Linked DNA regions of Homo sapiens: region 1 is linked to region 2. Evidence: chromatin contacts called from ENCODE Hi-C or POLR2A ChIA-PET data. All regions are on one chromosome and are shown on one strand. The core of a region is the stretch at or near the end of the contact, and the rest is flanking DNA. Distances in the headings are between cores, read along the strand shown.

Evidence for each region. A loop is a pair of places that touch in the nucleus more often than their neighbours do. ChIA-PET counts read pairs that join two places held with the same protein, here RNA polymerase II (POLR2A). Pooled maps may share reads with other maps.
Region 1: a pooled map shows a loop between it and region 2 (3-fold over the local background). The contact joins the enhancer-like site here to the promoter of ROMO1 in region 2. A Hi-C loop is called at or near these places in 1 of 168 maps with a recorded cell type or tissue (psoas muscle) and 2 of 50 pooled maps. POLR2A ChIA-PET finds 5 or more read pairs at or near these places in 3 of 52 experiments (Caco-2, H1 and MCF 10A).

What each region holds. Positions count from the first base shown.
Region 1 is chr20:36,137,530-36,140,229 of GRCh38, reverse strand. It overlaps a transcript of EPB41L1 not described here. Among named protein-coding and RNA genes, the nearest start is that of EPB41L1, 16 kb to the left of the region's middle. RefSeq lists an enhancer at 1,305-1,354. Within about 2 kb of position 1,434, at least 5 of the 41 ENCODE cell types and tissues checked have a DNase peak (open chromatin) inside an H3K27ac peak, as active enhancers do.
Region 2 is chr20:35,698,115-35,700,945 of GRCh38, reverse strand. ROMO1 (reactive oxygen species modulator 1) reads right to left here and starts at 1,541. Exons shown (of 3, transcript NM_080748.3): 1 at 1,490-1,541; 2 at 1,183-1,313; 3 at 1-148. The coding sequence starts at 1,313. The coding sequence ends at 40. It overlaps NFS1 (NFS1 cysteine desulfurase), which reads left to right and starts at 1,594. Exons shown (of 13, transcript NM_021100.5): 1 at 1,594-1,754; 2 at 2,356-2,465. The coding sequence starts at 1,658. RefSeq lists enhancers at 917-1,136, 708-1,367, 1,368-2,027 and a silencer at 1,627-1,816.

The DNA of each region.
Region 1 (2,700 bases), core at 185-2,684, 440 kb before region 2:
TACAAAAAGTAGCCAGGTGTGGTGGCGCGCACCTGTAGTCCCTGCTACTCAGGAGGCTGAGGCACAAGAATCACTTGAATCTGGGAAGCAGAGGTTGCAGTGAGCAGAGATTGCGCTTCTGCACTCCAGCCTGGGTGACAGAGCGAGACTCTGTCTCAAAAACAAACAAACAAACAACAACAACAAAAAAAAACCACCTAGGCCGGGCACGGTGGCTCATGCCTGCAATCCCAGCACTTTGGGAGGCCAAGGTGGGCGGATCACCTGAGGTCGGGAGTTCGAGACCAGCTGACCAACATGGAGAAACTCCATCTCTACTAAAAATACAAAATTAGCCAGGCATGGTGGCACATGCCTGTAATCTCAGCTACTCAGGAGGTTGAGGCAAGAGAATCGCTTGAACCCAGGAGGCAGAGGTTGCGGTGAGCCCAGATCGTACCATTGCACTCCAGCCTGGGCAACAAGAGTGAAACTCCGTCTTAAAAAAAATAAATAAATAATAATAAGAAGAAAGCACTTAATCCTATCCCTTTACTGCACAGATGGGGAAACTGAGACCCAGAGAGGGGAAGGGCTTTGTAATCAGTCAGCATCTATTTATTTACTGAGCAACAACTAGGTCTGAAGCGCTGAGCTAGTGCTGTGAATGAGGAAAAATTTAAACTTCTGTGTTATTGGATAGACAAGCTGTGACTCTATGTATTAATCATTGCTAAACCTAGGCAATGGGTTCACAGAAGTGCATTACACTATACTCTTTATTTTTATGTATGTTTGAAATTTTGCATAACAAAAAAATTTTTTTTAAAGGATGACAGAAAGATAACTGACTATCATGCAAACCGTAAGTCTGGCTTGAACTTATAAAACTCGAAACAAATTTAGGAATATTTTTGCTCTGATAGTTTTGAAAATCAGAAAAAGGCAATTGTACTGGAATCTACTTCATAGCCTTTCTTTTCCCACCTTTCTGTAAAATTTTCTGCCTCTGTTGTTGCTAGGAAATCAGTGAGCCAAGAGAATCCTCGTTGGCCTAGCCGGGCCGTCTCCCTTCCCACACTGCCTCTCTGGGGGTACAGCGTCCCTGTACCCAGGAAGCTGGCCCTCTTGGGCCGGCTTTCTGTGGATCCACAAGGCAATCACCACAAGAGGCTGAATAAGAGCCTGTCAGTCACTGGGAGACAGGCAGCTATAAATCCAGAGGACCATGATTAGAAAGCAAATTACAGGCCTCCCGCTCTAAGTTTCCAACTCACAAAACTTCTTGGCAGTCAAAGGGCCTTTACTTAAGTTGTTCAAAGTTTCCAGAGAGAGTGAACACACACAAGGCAAGAGAGAAAAAAAAAATGGGACACAACAGAGGCAGAAAATTCTATAGACAGGTGGAGAGAGAGGCCACTGGGAGGCAGCATGTCACAATAGTTAAAAGCAAGGCTTTGGCGGCAGGTCAAAGCTCCAGTGCATGTTCCAAAGCTTCCTAGCTGTGAGACTTTGAGCAAATAACTTAACCTCTCTGAGTCTTTATTTTCTCAGCTACAAACTGGGGATAATTCTTCCTACTACTCAGAGTGGACGCAGGGATTGAGTGAGGCAATATATGTCAAATCATTAACCCAGTTCCTGGCACATATTAAGCATGCAATAAATAGTGGCTTTAAAAAATGTGCTGGCTGGATGTGGTGGCTCATGCCTGTGATCCCAGCACTTTGGGAGGCTGAGGCGGGCAGATCACCTGAGGCTGGGAGTCGAGACCAGCCTGGCCAACATGGTGAAACCCTGTCTCTACTAAAAATGCAAAAATTAGCGGGCGGGGTGGAGAAGCTGTAATCCCAGCTACTCGGGAGGCTGAGGCAGGAGAACTGCTTGAACCTGGGAGGCAGAGGCTGCAGTGAGCCTGAGATCGTGCCACTGCACTCCAGCCTGGCTGACAGAGCGAGACTCTTGTCTCAAAAAAAAAAAAAAAAAAAGTGCTAACCATACAACCCAGCAATTCCACTTCTGAGGCTATATCCAAAATAATTGAAAGCAAGGTGTCAAAGAGATCTCTGTACAGCCAAGGCCATAGCAGCATTATTCACATAGCCAAGAGGTGGAAGCAACAAGTGTCCATCGACAGATGAGTGGATAAACAAAATGTTGTACATATATACAATGGAATATTATTCAGCTTTAGAAAGGAAGGGAATTCTGATACATATGACAACATGGGTGAACTTGAGGACATTATACTAAGTAACAAAAGCCAGTCACAAAAAGACAAACACTGTATGATTCCACTTATCTGAGGTATCTAGTCCAATTTGCAGTTACAGAAAGGAGAATGGCAGCTGCCACAGGTTGGGGGAGGAGGAAATGGGAGTTATTGTTTAATGGATATAGTTTCACTTTTTTCATATTAAAAAATTTGGCTGGGCATGGTGGCTCATGCCTGCAATCCCAGCACTTTGGGAGGCCGAGGCGGGCAGATCACCTGAGGTCAGGAGTTTGTGACCAGCCTGGCCAAGATGGAGAAAACTCATCTTTACTAAAAATACAAAATCAGACGGGCACGGTGGTGCATGCCTGTAATCCCAGCTACTCAGGAGGCTGAGGCAGAAGAATCGCTTGAACCCAGGAGGCGGAGATTGCCGTGAGCCAAGATCGCGCCATTGCACTCCAGCCTGGGCAACAAAAGCGGAACTCAGTCTCAAAACATAAAAA
Region 2 (2,831 bases), core at 292-2,791:
GGATTGATGGGAAGGGACAGATGTAGTTGGCAACCATGGTTAGCATCGGATGCCCATCCCAATGGCCATGAATGTGCCAAAGGTGCCGCCACTCTGCATCATGGTTTTCCCAATGCCGCCCATCAGCTCTCGACCCCGCATTCCGATCCTGAGGAGGAAACCAAGATGGAGCTATTTGGTAACAAAAATATCAGAAAGAGTATTAACTGCTCCTTTCCAATTTTTTGCTAACACTAGTCTAGCAACCCCTACATCTGATTTTCCACTTACTGGATATTATATCTTACTACCTGGGGTGGGTAATGAGAAGGAAAAAGATCCATCTGGGTCTCCAGGGTATTTTTCTGGTGGATGTCGTATTAACTGCCTTCAGTTTGTGGGAGGCAGCAGATGCAGTGTAAAATACATAGAGAAACCAGCTTTTTTGACTGGTGTTGCCTGCAGTTTAAGACCCAATAAAGACATCTGTCTTTTAGTTTCTTGGTGTTAATGATTTTGGAGTAAGGTGGGGGTTCAAGAGTCAGCTCTACAATTTACACATAGTGTCAAGTGTAAAATGGGCATCTCAACATTATTTACAGGATTTTGAAAACTACAGTATTTAGCACAGTGCTTAACATAGAGTAAGTGCTCTGTAAATGATAATTTACAATCTAGGGATATGGCAATAACAGCCTCTAAATGTGAAAATGACCTTTAGAGTGTAAAGTTTAACTGCTTTATCTCTGTATCCTGTATCCAGAATAGTAAAACCGCTGAACGAGTTTCTTTCCTTATGCGCAATTGGAAAAAAAAATAAAAGCAACAGTAGTAACTAGTTACTGAGCACTTAATATGTGCCAGATGCTGTGCAAAGTGTGCTGATCGAATTTTTACAACTCTATAAGTTAGATGCTACTGTCTTCATTCTACACTTAAGGAAACCCAGTCTCCAACTTGCCTAAAGTCACCGAACCAGTAAGAAAAGGGCCAGAAAGCATTTTGACTCTAAAGCTCAAATTCTTAAGCACTGACGCTTCCAACCTGACTTTACAGATTGAAGGTGGTTTGGAATGAGTCTGGCTCGCGAGGGGACAGAGAGGGAAGTCGAAAGAAGGAGGCTGTGTTCAGGCTCCAGGCCGAATGGGGCAGGGCCGGAAGGTCTGGTTGTCCTGCCCAGAGATCACCGCCCGCGCCCCTCACCTGAGACAGGAAAAGGTGCCGAAGAGCGCCCCGGCCGCCATGCCCACGGCGCAACCCATCACGAAGCCCATTTTGACACGGTCGAAGCAGCTTGGCTGGGACTGTCCGTAGGGACCCACGGCCACCGGCATCTGCGGGGGATAGGAAAGTGTGGGCCCAGGCGCTGGCCCAAGAGTCGGGCGGGGACGGAAGCGGTAGGCTGGGAAGTGGGCCCAAGGGCTCAGGGGAAGTAAGGGAAGGAAAATCAGTGGGTAGCCCGACTCCACCACCCTCTTCGCGTTCCGGCCCCGCGTCGCCCGGCGCCTACCTCACCTCGCTCGCGGGCTGGGTCGCTCAGCTCTACGTCTCTCACGGAAAACGACGGGGAGGGCGCTCGCGGCCCGATGAATCGCTTCCGGAGCGCCGGGCAGCACTTCCGGGAGCCTGGGGCCCAGGACTGCAGCGGCTTCGGAAGGTGGGCTCTGCCAGCGGGACCATGCTGCTCCGAGCCGCTTGGAGGCGGGCGGCAGTGGCGGTGACAGCGGCTCCAGGGCCGAAGCCCGCGGCGCCCACTCGGGGGCTGCGCCTGCGCGGTACGCTCGGGTCCCGCTCTCCGGGAGGCGCGGACCTGTCCCCTCCGCGCGGCGACGCAACTGAATATTCCGGAGCCTTCCTGTCCACCCTGCTGCCCAGACCCTCTGACCCTTCTCTCAAATGACACATCCCTCAAACTTTCTTAGGCGGGTCCCCGAACGGTTGACCCCGGCGCACCACCCCTCGCACCCTGCGCGACAGGCCCCCAGAGCCGTGGAGGCGCGTCCTTCAGACCGCTCCTGGCCAAGTTACAGATGCTGCTCCGGGCTCCCGTGCAGACCGTTACCTTCGGTCAGAAGGGACTGCACCTACTCTGGCTCCACGTTCCTTCTAAACGTCTTTGCCCTTTAGAGCCTTCCTTCCTACGATACCATTTGAATATCAACTCAACACCCCCTCCAGGAACCCTCTCTCCCTCTCCCTTACCTCCTTTTACAGCGTGTCAGGTATCTGGTGTTGTTTTCTTTCCATTGAGATTCGACCCTAGCATCCCTTACACTTATCTCACCTCCAGCCAGATTTTTCCTTCTGCCCTTTGGATGCCATGCGTTCATAGTTGCCTTCGGTCTTACTTGGCTACTCCGTTCCATTTTTTATCAGTTGGAGACCGTGCTCCTCAGTCTGCGGTTCCCGCAGATACAGCCGCTGCCCCGGAGGTGGGGCCAGTGCTGCGACCTCTCTATATGGATGTGCAAGCTACAACTCCTCTGGTAAGGATGAAGCTTTTCCCAAGGCTGCTTATAGGAAGTAAATGATGGGCGTGATCACGCAAAGAAATGGCTGAATCCCTGGAGAAGTGAGAGCCGTGAAGGTGTGCTGGAAAAAGCACTGAGCGAGGAGTCGGGAGGCTTAAATTCGAGGCCACTGGCATTGGCTTTACTACTCACTAGCAATTGACCTTGGTCAGATCACTTCAGCGCAGGCTCTATAGTATTAGTTAAAAGCATGGGCTCTGGAATGAGCAGAACGGCCACTTAGTAACTGTGTGAACTTGGACAAGTATTAAACGGGTTAAAAGACTAATGCAAGTTTTCACCAATGTGTGACCAGGGGTGTTTGCCTAGGCCCTGTCCTGT